Regions from separate parts of the Homo sapiens genome. Here region 2 is linked to region 1. Evidence: chromatin loops called from intact Hi-C (ENCODE). Cell type or tissue: dorsolateral prefrontal cortex. All regions are shown on one strand. Links, peaks and the distances in the headings refer to the core of each region. The heading gives the core; the rest is flanking DNA. Region 1 overlaps ADD2 (adducin 2). Region 2 overlaps ADD2 (adducin 2).

Region 1 (8,334 bases), core at 267-8,266:
GTCCCCAAAGTGTCTCCCAACAATTCATATCCACCTGAAACCTGTGAATTTGTCCTTATTTAGAAACAGGATCTCTGCAGATGCAATCAAGTGAAGATGAAGTCATAGTGGATTAGGGTAGGTCCTAAATCCAATGGTCAGCATCCTTATAAGGAATGGGAAGATTTAGTCATCAAAGTCATAGAGAAGACACACACACACAGAGGAAAGACCATGTGATGACAGAGGTAGAGACTGGATTGATGTAGCTGCAAGCCAAGGAATGCCAAGAATTACTGCCACCCTCCAAAGGTAGGAAGAAACAGGGAAGGAGTACCCTAGAGCCTTCAGAGGGAGCACGGCCTTGTCAGCAGTTTGATTTCAGACCTCTAGCCTTCAGAATTGAGAGAGAATACATTTCAGTTATGTCAAGCCATCTCCATTTAAGGAGATCTCCATTTAAGCCATCTCCATGTAAAGGCAGCCCTGGGAAATTAATATACTCTGTAGCATTATAACCATGTCTAAATTACTATAATTTTTTCCTGTGTCCAGGAATGAGAATTAAGGGCCAACACTGAGACCTGGCCATGTAGAGAAACTGCCTCCCCACACCCTAGCTCCTCTACCATATTTTACATTCTTATAAAAAATTGATATGCTTCCTGTCACGTTTCCTTGAAATCAAATAGCATCTTGAAAACTCTGACTTTAAAAATGGGAGACGCTGACATTTGAATATAAATGCCCTAAAGAAAAACTTTTCAGGAGCCTTGAATTTGCCATTAATTAATCTGCCTCACCTTGGATCAGTGCCTTATCTTTTCTCAGCTTCATGTGTCTGATTTCTATAATGAAGAGGTTGGACTGGAAGATCTGTTTGATCCCTTCCACTTTGACACTCTGGAATTCCAGAGGGAATGTTTCAGTATATAACAGTTGACGCTTGTTACTCAGAAACCTAAAGATGGGCAGGGCTGGTTGGGATGAGGTCGGAGCAGCAGGCCCTTACTAATGCTTAGGGTACCTTGTTAGCTTTTCTGAGTCCACTTATATAGAAAAATCTTACTTCCTAGGATGTCTCTTTGAACTAAACTAGAAAAAGGAATACAGTGTTACGTTTGGTGTTATGTTTGCCTTAGCATATTAAAAGTCCTAAGAGAGAGATTCTTTTGGAGGGTTGTGATAGAAACTACTAGGACAAAAATGAATGTATCTCCCTTTCCCATTCTTAAAAGAAACTTACACTCCTAAAACTAGGTTAATTATTCACATTACAAAAGATGTCTTTACTTTATTAAAAAGCTTACTAAAGATTTCCTTTACAATAAACGGCATAAGAAAGTAGTTGCTTAACTGCTCTTCTCCAATCGAAACAACTCGATTCTTTTAGACTTTGGTCATATGAGCTTGTTTCCATCTACTTGACTATTTAGGTTGTTTTATCCAGAGCACCAATCATTTATCATCATACACTGTAACTGTGATAACCAGCACAGAGAACAATATTCTCAAAATCAATCAAGATAAAGGAAACTTAAGAAAAGGAACACATCTTGGAGCTTGAAGTCATTCTCTCAAGATATCTCCCCAGTTCCAGAAAATGCAAGGATATGATGGGAAATACAAGAGTCGCCGCTTTTCACAAGGGCACACAAGACACAATGTTTCAGCAAAGCACATCAAGACATTGTAATTATCAAACATAAACATTTTTAGTGCCTTAAATGCATATAGCCTTTGTCAAAAATGGTTTCAAGCCAAAGACACTACAAATTCTGTAACACACACGCGCTTTGGACATTTGCCAATGGACATTTGCAATGTCATTGGTGCCTAACAAGGACACAGAAACCCTAATTCTCTAAGCATATCAATGGCATTATTGAGTATTATATTCATAACAAGGGAGAAAAATAAACCAAGAGAATAAATTGGGTTTTTTTAGGTCATTAACTGCAGGTCTATGTAGGGTTACCTAGTTATAAGTTATAAAGTTTATTCATGTATTCCATCTGCAAATAATTATTTATTGCCTTTTATGTGTCCACTTTTCTTATCCAAGAAATGAGAATAATAATACCACCTACCTCACAGGGTTATTGTGATGATTAGACTTTAAATACTTATAAATATAAATATATGTCATTAACACAGCCTGACATGCAGGAAGTACTGAATAAATATCAGCTACTACTATTATAATGGAGCCAAGTAGAAAGATTTGGGATATGTTTTGGAGGACTGAGCCAGCAGAATTTGCTGATAGACTGGATGAAAAAGTGAAGGAAAGAGAAACCAAGGACAACTCCAAAATCTTTGGCTTGTGCAACTGGGATGATGACACAAGGAAAATGCAGAGAGAAATGGGTTTGAGTAAAGAAATCAAGAGCTCTAAGAGGGTCATTTAGGGTTGGTCTGAGACGCCTGTAAGACATGCATGTAGAAATGTCAGGGAAGCAGTTGGATATACAGGTTTTCAGCCTCACTACCCAAAGTAAGATCCGGAGACCAGCAACATCAGCATCGCTGGGAGCTTATTGGAAATGCAAACTCTCAGGCCCCACTCCAGACAAATGAGACTGGAATCTACATTTTAACAGGATCCCCAGGTGATCAGTGTGTACAGTAAAGTTCCAGAAGCAATGAAGTAGAGTTCTGGGGAGATAGGAACTTTGGATTCATCAGCACAAAAATGAAGTCTAAAGCCAAGGCCCAAAAGAGTTCACCAGAAAGAGTGTATAAGGAAGACAAAGTGGTGCAGGGCAAAGCTCTCTCACACTTAGAGGTCTGGTGGAGGAAAAGGAACTGCACAGAAGAAAAGGAGGAACAGCAAGTGAGGTAAGGGAAAACCAGAAAAGGGCAGTATTCCAGGCCAGATAATCCAAATGTTTCAAGAAGTGGTCAACAGTGTTGAGTGCTGCTGACAGGTCAAGTAAGATAAGAACAGAGAAGAGGCCATTAGATTTGGCAATATGGAGGTCATCTTCAATGATCTTGACAAGAATAGCCTCAGTGCCATAAAAGAGGACAAGTATAAACAGTGGGGAACAGGAAGAGATACAGAGCAAAGGCAACTCTTTCAAGGAGAACATAAAGGGAGAAATGGGAGGAGGGGGGAAGGAAGAAAGAGGTTGATGATGCAGAAAAGAGAAAAGCCAATTGCCATGGTGGTGTTTTTGAGATGGTGAGAGGGAAAAGGTCCCAGAGCCCAGAAGAAAAGATGGCCTCTGATAGAAGCAGGGGCCACTCAACCCAGAGCAGCATGTCAGGGATGTGTGTCAGGGGTTGGGGGGTGGGAAGACAGGAGAGCTCCGGGATCACTGTTTCTGTTTCTCAATGAAGCTGGAGGCACCCAGAAAGGTGGGTGGGGTGGAGAGGAAAGGAAATTTGGAGAAAAGAGGAGTGAATTCGTCATTCTGGAAAGTGATAAAGTAAATGCCTTAGAACTGCCAGGTAGCACAGGATGCTTTTTTGAGATTTTCAGCCATGCATCTGAAAAAGCCTACGCTCTCCCATAACATGCTTCATTCCTCCAAAATGTCCTCATGTTCTAATGCATAGAGGCATAAATCACAAGAAAGTGCATCTTCTCCATCAATTCTCATTATTCCTGTAAGCATTTTATTACATTAAAGGTCACCGTCAGCAGAACAAGGCTAGACAAGGGCGTCATCACAGAGCCACAGCAAGATGATGATACAAAAAGACAGAAGCCTTCTATCCCCTCCATGAGATTTATGGCTGAGGGGTGAGGCAGGAATTAATGACATGAAAACACAAGATGCCTCAAGGGAGGGAGTTCCTACAATTCACAAGAACTGCTAGGAGATCCCTCCTGAGACAAGTGCTTTGGTAAACAACACCAAGTACTGTTAATTGCCTTTAACTGAGTTTTGAACAAGCCCAAAGTCAATAATGCCTCCTTGGTTACCTTCCTTCCTGCTTGGAAACCAATCGAATTGAACAATCACATAATTCTTCGCAGCACTTCCAAATTCAGCTACATAAAGCCCACTTCTGTGATCCACAAACGAAGAAGCTAAAATGTGGCTCTCCCACAGGACACTATTGCCCCACAGCACTCTCTTCCACATCCCAGGTACTCAGGGCCTGGGTGCACATCTCCTCCAGCCCTATAGTCACCTCTATCTATTTCCACTCCTTCAAAACCCCATCACCTTGGAAGCACAGTCTTCCAACTTGACTTCCTGTCACTCCTCCTTGTTACTCTCCTCTACTGCCCAGCCACTCCTCTCATTCTCCGAGGACTCCAGCTCCTGGCTAACCATCTTCCCCTCCACCACTCTCCTTACTCATTCCTGCCGACGTTGACATCTACATGGTGATCCACCCGACACCCACCATCACATCTTCGTGGCCTCCAATGCCACTTATCTCTCCTTCCACCCCAGCCTCAGTCACCCTCTCCCGTGGTCATACCCTAGATCTTGCTGCTACCAAGATCACCACTTTCAATGTGTGGATGTCAACATCCTACTCTGACCATCCCCTTCCAGCCCAGCTCTGGCACCCCACCTCCTAGCAATTCTCCAACATCTCTGATACCTGCTAATCACCTTTTAATTATCTATCTCCAACTCTACTTTTCCCATCTCTTCTCATGTAGCTTAAATTATCCAACTGGATAACCATTCCCTTGCAAAACACCTCTAACTCCTCTGCCCTCTCACCCACCACTGTTTCTACCTCACAGAGTCCCACCCTTAGTTAAACCCTATGTGACCTTGCCCCTGCCTGCATCTGGGCCATTGACCCTTGCACAAAACTCTGTGGACTGGACTCACTTCAAATTACCCTCTACACCTTTCAGATGATTTCTTAACATTGCCAAGCAACCTGCCCTTCTCTCGAAGTACAGACTCTTCAACAGGATCATTTCCCACCTTCTCATCTCAAATCTCCCTGACTCCCTCTTCGCTCCACTCTCGGCCAATGATGTGGCCTCAAATAGCATAATGAAAATGCCTGCAATCAGCCAGCACTAGCTTATCCTCTGATCCGTCTCACGAACCCACCTGCAACAGCTCACTGCTGCCTCCCAAAAGAGCCTTCCCTGACCACTCTGGCTAAAGCAGCCTCCTCCCTCAGGTTAAAATGAGTTTATCTTCTGCATAATGGGTATCAATGCTTGAACCTGTTTGTTTTTATGCTTAGTGTCTGTCTCTCCTCACTAGAGTGTAAACTCTTGGCTCGTGGCATCCCCAGCACTGCACAGTAACCACACATAGAAGGTGTTCAGTAAACACTTGTTGACTGACTGATGAGCTGGGTTGAACGATACACTTACCTACCATTGTGACCAATTACTCATCATCTAGTACACCTCCAGCAAATGTAAATGCACATTTTCTTAAATATTTTTTATTTAGCCCTCCCTCCCTCTCCTCATAAAAATGAACAGTGGGGCTGCTATCCAGGTCAAATTTATCTATTTTAAAAAATGTTTACGGCCGGGCACGGTGGCTCACGCCTGTAATCCCAGCACTTTGGGAGGCCGAGGTGGGCAGATCATGAGGTCAGGAGTTCGAGACCAGCCTGGCCAACATGGTGAAACCCTGTCTCTACTAAAAATACAAAAATCAGCTAGGCATGGTGGCACATGCCTGTAACCCCAGGTACTTGGGAGGCTGAGGCAGGAGAATCGCTTGAACCCGGGAGGCAGAGGTTGCAGTGAGCCGAGATCACGCCATTGCACTCCAGCCTGGGCAACAAAAGTGAAACTTCATCTCAGCAAAAAAAAGAAAAAAAAAAAAAAAAGAGAAAGAAAGAAAAATAAAAGAGGCTGAACACAAGCACAAATTGCAGGTCTCTATACAGAGCAGCAGATCCTGCCTACCCCCTTTCCTCCCCCAACATACAGCGGTCCCCAGTCAGGCACTCAGTTGAGTTAACTCTTTATCTCAAAATAGCATGCAGACACAGTTCTTTTTGGATTTATTAGCTTCAATCACTAGATGGGTGTTCTTAGAGAAACTGCACACACTGCAGGAGAGAACTAGAGCCCTACTATGGTGGTGTTGGTGCCCGCAGATTAAAGCCTATCTCTGTGGGTCACTTACGGAGCCCCAGATAACAATTCATGTGAATTTCACCCTGGATTGAGACATTGGAGTCCTAAGAAAGATGAAATCCTAGCATGCTACTTATTGTGCAGTAAGCAATATCAACTCAGTCAGATACTGAACACTGTTAGGAGTTTTCATTTGTTTTAATTACCTTATAGACAAATCATAGAAACCAACGATGGCTAGGAAATAGAGTATTTTATCAACTTTGATAGTACAAAAGTAAATGTACAGCTAGAGAAGGAGGGAGCAGGCAAGGAGACGTGGTGGTAATAGCCTTATCTATGGCATAGAGTCAGGTGACACGATCAACAGTGGATGGAATGGGAAATCTGGTTGTAGTGAATCTATTGTCTGGAGTTGTGGGGATGGCCAGAAGAGAGGTGAAGAGATGGAGTTGTAGTGCAAGTAAGCTTCAACCTTGAGGGTTTTTTGTTTGTTTTTCCTTTTGAAACAGAGTTTAGCTCTTGTTGCCCAGGCTGGAGTGCAATGGTGTGATCTCGGCTCACTGCAAACTCTGCCTCCCAGGTTCACGCGATTCTCCTGCCTCAGCCTCCCAAGCAGCTGGGATTACAGGCATGCCCCACCACACCTGGCTAATTTTGTACTTTCAGTAGAGACAGGGTTTCACCAAGTTGGTCAGGCTGATCTTGAACTCCTGACCTCAAGTGATCCATCTGCCTCGGCCTCCCAAAGTGCTGGGATTACAGGGATAAGCCACCGTGCCCGGCTGGTTCAACCTTAATTTTTATGGCAGAAAGTCACTAGACAATGATCACAGTTGATACATTCAGAAACAGCAGTACATGCATATTATTTTGGGATACAGAGGTATCTACAGCAGAACAAAAAAACACAGCTAAAATTGGTTTGCCTGTGGATAAGGGATTTGTGGGGGGGGGGGATTTGTACAGGGATTGTTGCCTTTTATTAGAAGCCCTTCAGTCCTATTTGATTCATTAAGTATGAACAAGTGTTGCCTTAAAAACTAAAAGTTTGGGGACAGGAGACGAATAAAGAAAAATAATGATATATTTTATGAAATAAGAGAGAGGAAGTCTCACACACAGTATGGTGGGAATGAGTGTGGAATGGTTAAGCTGGATACTGCATAACTATGGTAACAGACGTAGCTAATTTAAGACACAAATGAGGGTGTTGGAAAGATTTAAGAGAAATATGGTGTTAAGAGGGAAGGAGAATAAATTCTAAAAAAAGGGATGCTGAGATAATCAGTATGGATGCTCTGCCATCTGACATGAGGAAAGCAGGAAAGAATCAAACCCGCCCTCACTTTTCCTGTCCTGTCTTTTCACGGTAGATTTTTGAAAGTAAACCCCTAGATATTCTTATGGAGACTCCATGCCGAGTAAAGAAAGCAAACATGATAAAATTCATACTCAATAAAATAACACAAGCAGAAAATCACATCCATTGTTAAATGAAATTGTTTCATAAAGCCTCCATGCATTTCAAAGTTTAATAACTTCATTTGTTCTTTGAGAAAAACAATTTAAAAATAACATTCAAATGCCCTTGTATTGATTTTCCCTTCAATAAAATGATTCACAATCAAGCACAAACATTTAACGACCCTTTCAAAATTCCACAGAAAATTACCGAAGGAACGTAAAAATAGGAACAAATCTCCATCACTTCTGGTTACCAGGGAGGCTGCCATTCACGCGGCAGGAACTGTGAGGGATCGACATCTTTATAACATCGGTTCTTCCCATCTGGGAACATGACATTCTGTTTCTTGAGTAAATATTGGTAATGCATATTTTCAGTGGAAATAGTCCATTTCATCAAGATTTTCACAGATGATGGGATACAATAATGCACAATGTTCTTGAGATTTTACATCTTTTCTCCATGCTGCTCCATATGTCATTTCTAGCTTTGTGAATTTTTTTGCCTTTGTATCTTAATTAGGCTTTCTGGAAGTTTGCCTATTTTATTGGCTTTCTAAAAGAACTAACTGGCTGGATAAAAGGTGGGGAGAGGGCATATAAGGAGGTGGAAAGAGTTGTTTTGGAAGGGTTGGGAGGGTGGGAAAGCATGTTCAGAAAAATGGAGTAGTTCAGCCTACCTAGAGGGTAGAGCGTAAAGGAAAAAGAGGAAAAGCAGTTGAGGCAGGTAAGGAGCTTGGGCTTTATCCGGAGGGTAGAGAAATGATGAGATTAGATTTTTGTTTTAAAAAGATCAACTATGCAACATAGTGAGACCTCGTCTCTACCAGAATTTTAAAAAAAATAAGCCAGGC
Region 2 (8,334 bases), core at 153-8,152, 50 kb before region 1:
AAACATATACTCATAGAAAAAAATTTATAGCCTTAAATGTCTTTATTATTGAATTCAGTATAAAAATAAATACATTTTATGCTGCTCTAGAAAATACATAAATAACAAAATAGAAAAGTTATGGAAAAGGATTAATGAATATAGAAATAAAACTAATGAATCAGGAAGCAGAAAGAATAACAGGACCAATAAGTAAATCCAAGAATTGGCTTATGTGAGATGATCTATGAATAAACAAATATCTAGATTGGTCAATAAAGAGAAAGCAAAAATTTACATAGCACCAGGAATGAGAATGGGATGTTATCTCATCTACTTTAGCAGGAAATTTGAATGATAAAAATAATATTGTAAATGACTCATAATTTTGAAAAACTCCATAAAATGGTTTATTTTACACAAAATATATGACGAAAATTTAACCAAGAAGCAGCAAAATAAATTTTAAAACCCCAGATGAAACTGAGGACAAAAACATCAAAAATCCCTAAAAATATTCCAGATCTAGATGACATTCTAAGTGAATAATAAATCTCAAGGAACAGAGATTTCCTATCTTATTTAAACTATATCAGGGTAAAAAAGAGAGAGAAATCACCTTGATTCATGTTATGAAATTACAGTCATGGTATCAATACTAGGTAAAGACTGCCCAAAAAGTGAACTGCTAACCAATCTCATGTGTGAATATGAATGCAAAAATCTTTAATAAAATTCTGGAAAATCAAATCCAGAAGGGTATTTTTAAAAGAATGCATCAAGACCAAGAATGATTTATTTCAGTAATGAAAAAGGAGTTCAATACTCAGAAATCTGTTACTAAAACTCATCACCTCAATAGTTCAAGGGAAAAAAAAACCAATAAATGGCCAAAATGTATTTTATGACATTCAACATCCATTCCTGAGAAAAACTCATAGTGAACTAGAATAAAAAGATATTTCCTCAACACGATAAAAAATAATTGTCTCAAACTCTTGTGGTAAAACAACTTCCATTAAAGTCAGAAATAAGACAAGGATAATTAATCTATTATTAAACATTGTTCTGAAAGTTCTAACAGATGCAATGAGAAAACTGGAAAAATAAACCAATGGGTAAATGTTGAAATGAAGGAAGCAAAATGATCATGATTTGCAGATTATGTGATTTTTGTATATACAATACCCAAAAGAATTAACTGAGATGATATTAAAATTTAAATAAGAGTTCAATAAGGGGCTAGTGTATACACACATGCACACACACACTTATATGTATATATATATCTAACAATTTATCTTAAATGAGAACTATAACCAGAAAGAAAATAGAATGGATAAAGATTCACTTAAAATAACAAAGTTATTTAAAAATTTCAGAGTAAACTTCATAAGAAATTAGTAAGAACTACATGAAAATAATTACTAAACTTCTCTGATGGATATGAAAGAAGACTTAAATAAATAAAAGACATATCTCATTTCTGAAAAGATTTACAATTCACTCATGTAAATATCTTTAAGTACCTACTATGTGCCAGATACATTCTAAATCAAAGGATATAGCAGTGGACCAAACTTACAAATTTCCCCTACAGAGCTTACATTCTAATATAAAATTATAAATTTATAAATTCTTCACCAAATCAATTTATTCGTTTAATGTAATCCCAATCAAAATCCCAAAAGGAATTTTTAAGGTCAATGGGGGGACTTGATAAAATAATTCTAAAGTTTGATTTTTGTTTTTGCTTTTTTGAGATGGAATCTTGCTCTGTCACTCAGACTGGAGTGCAGTGGTGCAATCTCAGCTCACTGCAACCTCCACCTCTAGGGTTCAAACAATTCTCCCACCTCAGCCTCCCAAGTAGCTGGGATTACAGGCATGCAACACCATGCCTGGCTAATTTTTATATTTTTAGTAGAGACAGGGTGTCACCATGTTGGCCGGGCTGGTCTCAAACTCCTGACCTCAGGTGATCCACCTGCTTTGGCCTCCCAAAGTGCTGGGATTACAGGCATGAACCATTGTGCCTGGCCTAAAGTTATTGTAAAGAATAAACTTGTACAAACAGTTGAGGAAAATTGACAAATGCATAATTAAGGGTATTTGTTCCATCAGATGATGAAACATGGGAAAGGTATTTCTAAGCATGCAATCAAAAGCAGAACACACAAAGGAAAATTACAATGGTTTCCGCTACACAGAAACTAAAGAATTCTACAAGACAAAAAAAATGCCATGGACAAAACTAAAAGACAAAGGAGAAACTGGAAAAAAAAAAAGCAATATATTTGACAGATAATAGAGAAACAGCTTTACTTTATAAAAATGTAAAAATCTATAAGAAAATAATACACTAATAGGAAAATAGGCAAAGGATGTAAAAAGGCAATTTACTATAAAAAGAAAGTCAGGGGCGGGCACGGTGGCTCACGTCTGTAATGCTAACACTTTGGGAGACCGGGGTGGGTGGATCACTTGAACCCAGAAGTGCCAAACCAGCCTGGGCAACATGGTGAAACCCTGTCTCCACAAAAAATACAAAAATTAGCCAGGCATGTGGTGCGTGCCCGTGGTCCCAGCTACTTGGCAGGCTGAAGTGGGAGGATTGCTTGAGCCTGGAAGGTTGCAGTGGGCTGAGATTGCACCACTACACTCTAGCCTGGGCAACAGAGTGAGATTCTGCGTGAAAGAAAGGAAAGAAAAGAAAAAGGAAAGGAAGAAGAAAAGAAAAGAAAGAAAAGAAAAAGGAAAGGAAAGGAAGAAGAAAAGAAAACGAAAGAAAGAGAAAGAGAGAAAGAGAAAGAGAGAGAGAAAGGAAGAAAATCATGTCCAATATGTATGTGAAAATACATTAATATATCCAACCTCATCAGTAGTCAAACAAATGCACATTAAAACACAAATAAAGTATTATTTGTCACCTACTGAATCAGGAGGATGAAACAAATGGTAGTATACACTATGGACCAGGGTAGAGGAAATGGGCACTCTACCGCATTACTGTTGGGAACGTAAATTGGATCCATTTGGAGAAAGGATGTAATCTGCCATTCTGCATTAAAGTCTTTAAAACATGCATGCATGTACTTCAATTCAGCAATTCTACTAGTAATTTATCTTAAGAAAATAATCACGGATATAATCTCAGGTTTATTTACAAGGATGTTTATTGCATTGTTCCTAACAGAAAAAGTTGGAAATAACCTAAAAGTCCAACAATGGGAAATTTATTAAATAGCATGTATCCACCAAAAATTATATTATAGAACCATATTTTATGTGATTACATTTGTGTTTGCATAATCTATATATGTTAAGAAAAAAAGGACTGGAAGGATATATGTTCACCAAAATATTAAGAATAGTAATATGAGGGCTTTAAGAACACAGTAGAATGATTTCTGCTTCCCTTTCTTGGTTATTTTCACAGTTTTCAGCCATAATCCTGTAATAATCTTATTGAGGGGGAGTTATTTTTTGATGCTTGTGTTTTAAACGTTATGGGCAGAGCATAACAGCCCAGGAGGGTGGCTTCCTGCATAGCCCTGGCTGGCTCCTCTCAGCCCTCATCTGTGGAGTCAGGTTGGCCTGTCTAGTGGGGCATGGAAACACAGGCTTCAGTGGTCTCTTCCCGTCCACTGAAGTCACCTCCACCCTCTTATTCCTGGCATTGGGGTAATTTTTCTGTGGACGTTTAATTTGCAGCAACATCAGAAGCAGAGCCAGGTACCTCTCTGGCTGCTGCTGAGCTCCCCAAGGCCTGATAACACAATGGGCTGCTTACTCCATAGCCTGGCAACCAGATGCTTCTTGCTGCTCCTCCCTCTCTTCCCCACCCCACCCTCCCCTCCACCTCTGCTCCTGGCAGCTCCCCAGACACCACATACTCATGGAAGATGTCGGGAAGACTGCGTGGGAGGTGCTGGCCATGAAGTCCGCGATCTGTCGCAGGGCCCAGATGTTGGAGGAGTTGTTCCCCTTCTTCATCTGCTCCTGGATGAGGCCTTCCAGCTCCTCCCTGAAAGACTGAAGCAGGCCCCGAGGTGCTTGTCCCCCCACAGCCTCTCACACAGCTGCCCAACAATGAGCTCTTCCAAGTGCCCACCCCTTGCCCCTGGGTCAGCTAGGTCAGGGCCATGCTCAGGGTCCCCAGCTACAGGGGACACTGAGCAGTTCCACTAGGACCTCAGGAATTGCTGTATGGGAAGCAACAAAGAAATGCTGGGAATGGATCTTGTGTTCCCTTGCCCTGTGGGCAGTAATCCAGATTCCAGGTCCTTTCTGTGTCTAAATGAGGGCCAAGACCCCTCCCCACCATCAGACATGGTAGGACTTCACTTTAGTAATGAAGGACATTTTTTTAGGCAGAACTGAATGGAGAGAGCCACCATCCCTCTCCATTAGCGATGCCTGTGATTCTTTCGGGCTTCAGTTTCCTCATGTGCTTAATGAAAGGGTAGGAGGAAGAACAGGAAGATTTGATGACCTCTGAGGTCACTTCCACTCCTGATGTCCAACTCTAAGCCTGGCTTTTCAGACCATGAAGCCATAAGCAAGGAATCCTGCCCACCAGGTGGCAGGAGAAAACACTCAGGAGGAAATGGGGGGCCACTTAGGTGTGTTGGCCAACCTGTAAAAGGGAAGAAGGAAGCAGGCCCTCCTCCAACCCCTATTTACTGCCTGAGCCCTGAAATCTGGGCTGGTGCTAACTCTGCCGCCTCTCCTAACCCCCTTGCCACCCCTCCTAGTCACACTCTGGGGGTTTTCCCAGAGGCTCTTCACCCCAATGCTTTCAGCATCTGCCATATTCCTCCCAGCTCCCCAACACAATATCTGGGCACAGATATTGGACCTCGGCCCATTCCCTGGAGCTGCTCTGTGTGGCCTGAGTATGCACCATGGCTCCCAGCCAGGGTCTCACACAGCCCCTGCACAGGCCCTGGCTCTCTGGAGCCCAGAAGGCCAAGGCAGAGCGGCTCCCATCTCGAGCCCATCCTGGCAAGCAATTGGAGATGCCAACTCTGTCCCTGGGCTTCCCGATCCTTAGGATCATGGGCTGATTCCTGAGGCCCCCCAAGCTCTTCCTCAGTCAGACCCCTCTTGCCTCCACCACAGTGATCTCCCTCTGCCTTCAGTGGTCCACAGGGCCCACCCTTCGGCCTTCTCAAGGCACTACCTGCCTCAAGGAGGAGCTGTGTCCATGCCAGGCAGGAACCAACTGGCCCCAAGTAAGGAGGGATGTGAGTGATCCCGACTTGCCTTCCCTTCCCACACCCCATCCCACAGCCCGGCTGAGCCCTCCACTCTGCCCACCTCCTGGGGCTTCCAGGCTCTCCTCAGCCCCATCCCATTCATGTCAAAGCTTCATTTGTCCCGACAGAAAGTTCTTACTTTGTGGTGTTCAGTAAAGGGAGCCCCAAGCCCTCCTCCTGGCACCCTGCTGGTCTCTAGTTTACATGGATTTGTCCGTTCACTGTCATAGCTTTTGGTGAGGAGGGAAGACTGGGAACTGAGGCTCCGAAGGGGCACAGGAAACTGAGGGGGACTCCTGTCTCCGTCCCACCTCCCCCCGCACCAAGCCAAACTGCCACACACAAGCCAGGTTCTGCCATCCACCAGTTACAAGGGAGAGTGTCAAGGCCCCAGGTGACCAGATCCGTCTTGCTCAGTGGGCTTACATTTCTACTGACCCTGAGCAAGGGAAAGAGGAGTTACTCATCTTTCGGGTGGGTACACGTCCTGAAGAGCCAGCGCCCCCTGCGCCCTCTCCCGCCCGGGTCAGCCCCACTCACGGGACTCTGCAGGATCATGGTGACGCGCTTCTTCTGCTCCATCAGGTTGAAGTCCTGCCGCAGGTCCGCCGCCCGGTTGCGAAGGCGCATGTACTCGGGGTCGTCCTCTGAGAAGCGGTCAAAGTAAGGCTGCCCCTGCGGGGGCGGCGGCGAGGCAGCCTCGGGGACCGTCTCTTCGCTCATTTTCCCGGTGGGTTTGCAATTCGCTCCTGGAACTCTACAGAGAAGGGGAGAGGGTATGCGGTCAGGTTGGTGCTCCCCATCGGGGTACACGTTTCTCAGAGCACAGGGCTAGGTTCAGTTGGATTCTCAGTGGGGTACGGCTGTTCCTAGGATGGTAGAGGCAGAGCCTGGGGAGGAGGGCAGGACGCCAGCAGCGGCCCCATATACCCATCTATAGGGGCGCTGCTGTGCCATGAGACTAAGTAAAAACATGGGTTCAGGTGTCCACTCCCTTCCCCAACTAGCCAGCCCTTAAATGGTCACACTTGGCTTGGAGTAGAGAGTTCCCCGAATGGAAACATGACCTGCAGACCTTGTTGAGCATTTCTGTGATGCACACCTATGCAGTGGTAAGCTACTTACTGGAAATCAGTACTTCATCTAAAATGGAAACCCTCTAATAAGGCCCCTCAAAAATTATGGTGGAAATAGCTAATGCATGCTGGGCTTAACACCTAGGTAATGGGTTGATAGGCGCAGCAAACCACCATGGCACACATTTACCTATGTAACAAACCTGCACATCCTGCACACGTATCACAGAACTAAAAAGAAAAAAAAATTATGGTGGGAAATTCACAAAAGAATACTACTATTAAACAGGGCCTACTAAGACTACTACTAAAAGAGCACAGGAACTACTGAAACGTGGGAAGCGCTTTGCCCAATGCTTTTCTTTACAACTTAAACTTCGCTCTGGCCCCTGGAAAGGAATTTATTGGTGAATCTGTTTTTCTGAAACTTGTTTTAATGCAGAATCAGATTCTTATTCCAAGTTTAAAAAGAGGTGTGCAACTTTATTAATGGAAAATTATTTTCTCTCCAATCCCATTCAACTCATGTTGAGAAACAACAACTAAATATGGTTTGCAGGGTGCCATGCTGCCCGGCTGCCAGAGCCCCACGTGCTGCGTGTAAACCTGCTCCCTGGAGCAAGGACCACGACAGCCTCTGGAAAGTCAAGCTGGGGGAAACCTGTGGATTTTTTCTAATCAAGAATACTTTTTAAAATGTGTGAATGATGAATGAAGAAATGTTTTCTGTTGCTATCTTGGAGCCCTTCTGAAGAGTAAGCCTGCAGTTCCGGGCTTCACTTCCCGGCAGTGGGAATTTGCGAAGCCCGTCTCCTTTCCTGTGTCGGCACTGCAAGGCCTTCAAATCGGTGCTCTGCCCCTTCAACACCCAGGGTGGCCTTACAGAGCGTTGGCCTTCTCCCTGCTGGCTGATTCTCTTCTCAGCAGAAGGCAGCATGTACTTTGGCTGAACAATAATTAGCTTTTTAACATATATGTGAAGATACAAATAAAAGAGCATTACAAGGGACCAGGACACCTGGGTTCTCATCCATAACCTGCCACTCCCTTGCTTTACCTCCATGGGCTCCCATTCCATGAGGAGATGGAATGCTCTCTTGTTCTTTGGGAGAAGACTCCTGGCCTCCCAGGTCCTGATCTGCCCTTTGCCTGTGGCTGGCCAGTCCTGGCTCCCTCCGGCCTTGCTCCAGCAGTCCTGTTGGCCCCAGCCTACCCTTGATTCTGGTCAGAAGCTCATTACAAAGGAGGCTTTGCTGATGTCCAGTAGAGCATATTCTTGTTGTCCCTGAGCTGCCTGTAACCTCTTCTTCCACATTCTACCAGAACTCCACACACTACCTTTGCAGTCTCTCTGGGTGGGGTGAGGGGAGAATGATGCCATAGATAAGCTTGGAGGACAGTGGAAGGCCATCCCATCAGCCCAGAATACACAGATGGTTTCCTGTTGTTCTTGTTTGCATTCTTCCTCTAGGGGAAAGGCAAACAGTTCGTTCAAGGGAAGGCGCATGGACAGAGTTCCTCAAGGGTCAGCTGATGGCCTGAGCCCTCAGCCTAGAGCAGTGGTTCTCAACCTTGGGTGCACAATAGCATCACCTGGGAACTTTAAAAAGTACTGATGCCAGATATTCTAATATAATTAGTCTGAGGTATGACCTGGACATCAGGATTTTTCAAAAGCTCCCTAATCCCTAGTGAGCAGCCTCGGTTGAAATATCCATAGTTTAGATGTTAATGGTTGCAACATGTAATGGAAGGCATCCATTCCAGGTGTTGGCCATTTCTAGCAAGTCTGACATAAGATGGCACAAAACCTCACATAATCTGACTCTCACATCACAGGCCAAGTCCCATAGCTGTCTAGGCCCCTCCCCTCGTTCAAACCACCATCTGCTATCATACACTTGGCCTGGGACATGTTACATTAAGTTTGGCCTAAAGCTGCCTCCTTACATATTTTAAGTGTGGCCTAAGGGCTTTTCCACGTATAATAAACTGTAACCCAACTTGATGTGTAATAG

Evidence for each region. Hi-C counts contacts between places; a loop is a spot of excess contacts. Peaks named below come from ENCODE experiments on the same cell type or tissue, not always from the same donor. Only the 100,000 strongest peaks of a DNase experiment are listed, where the experiment ranks them.
Region 2: a loop joins it to region 1, with 1.9 times the contacts of the local background. A loop is called at or near these places in 2 of 110 quality-filtered maps.

The regions. Positions count from the first base shown.
Region 1 is chr2:70,750,328-70,758,661 of GRCh38, forward strand. All of the region lies in intron 1 of ADD2 (adducin 2), which reads right to left. Among named protein-coding and RNA genes, the nearest start is that of ADD2, 14 kb to the right of the region's middle. In dorsolateral prefrontal cortex, for the core only: no CTCF peak of the experiment used is centred there; no DNase peak of the experiment used is centred there; H3K4me3 peaks cover 587 bases; H3K27ac peaks cover 2,274 bases.
Region 2 is chr2:70,700,446-70,708,779 of GRCh38, forward strand. ADD2 (adducin 2) reads right to left here. Exons shown (of 16, transcript NM_001617.4): 3 at 5,781-5,997; 4 at 3,876-4,014. The coding sequence starts at 5,963. Among named protein-coding and RNA genes, the nearest start is that of ADD2, 64 kb to the right of the region's middle. In dorsolateral prefrontal cortex, for the core only: no CTCF peak of the experiment used is centred there; a DNase peak (open chromatin) is centred at 3,906; H3K27ac peaks cover 992 bases.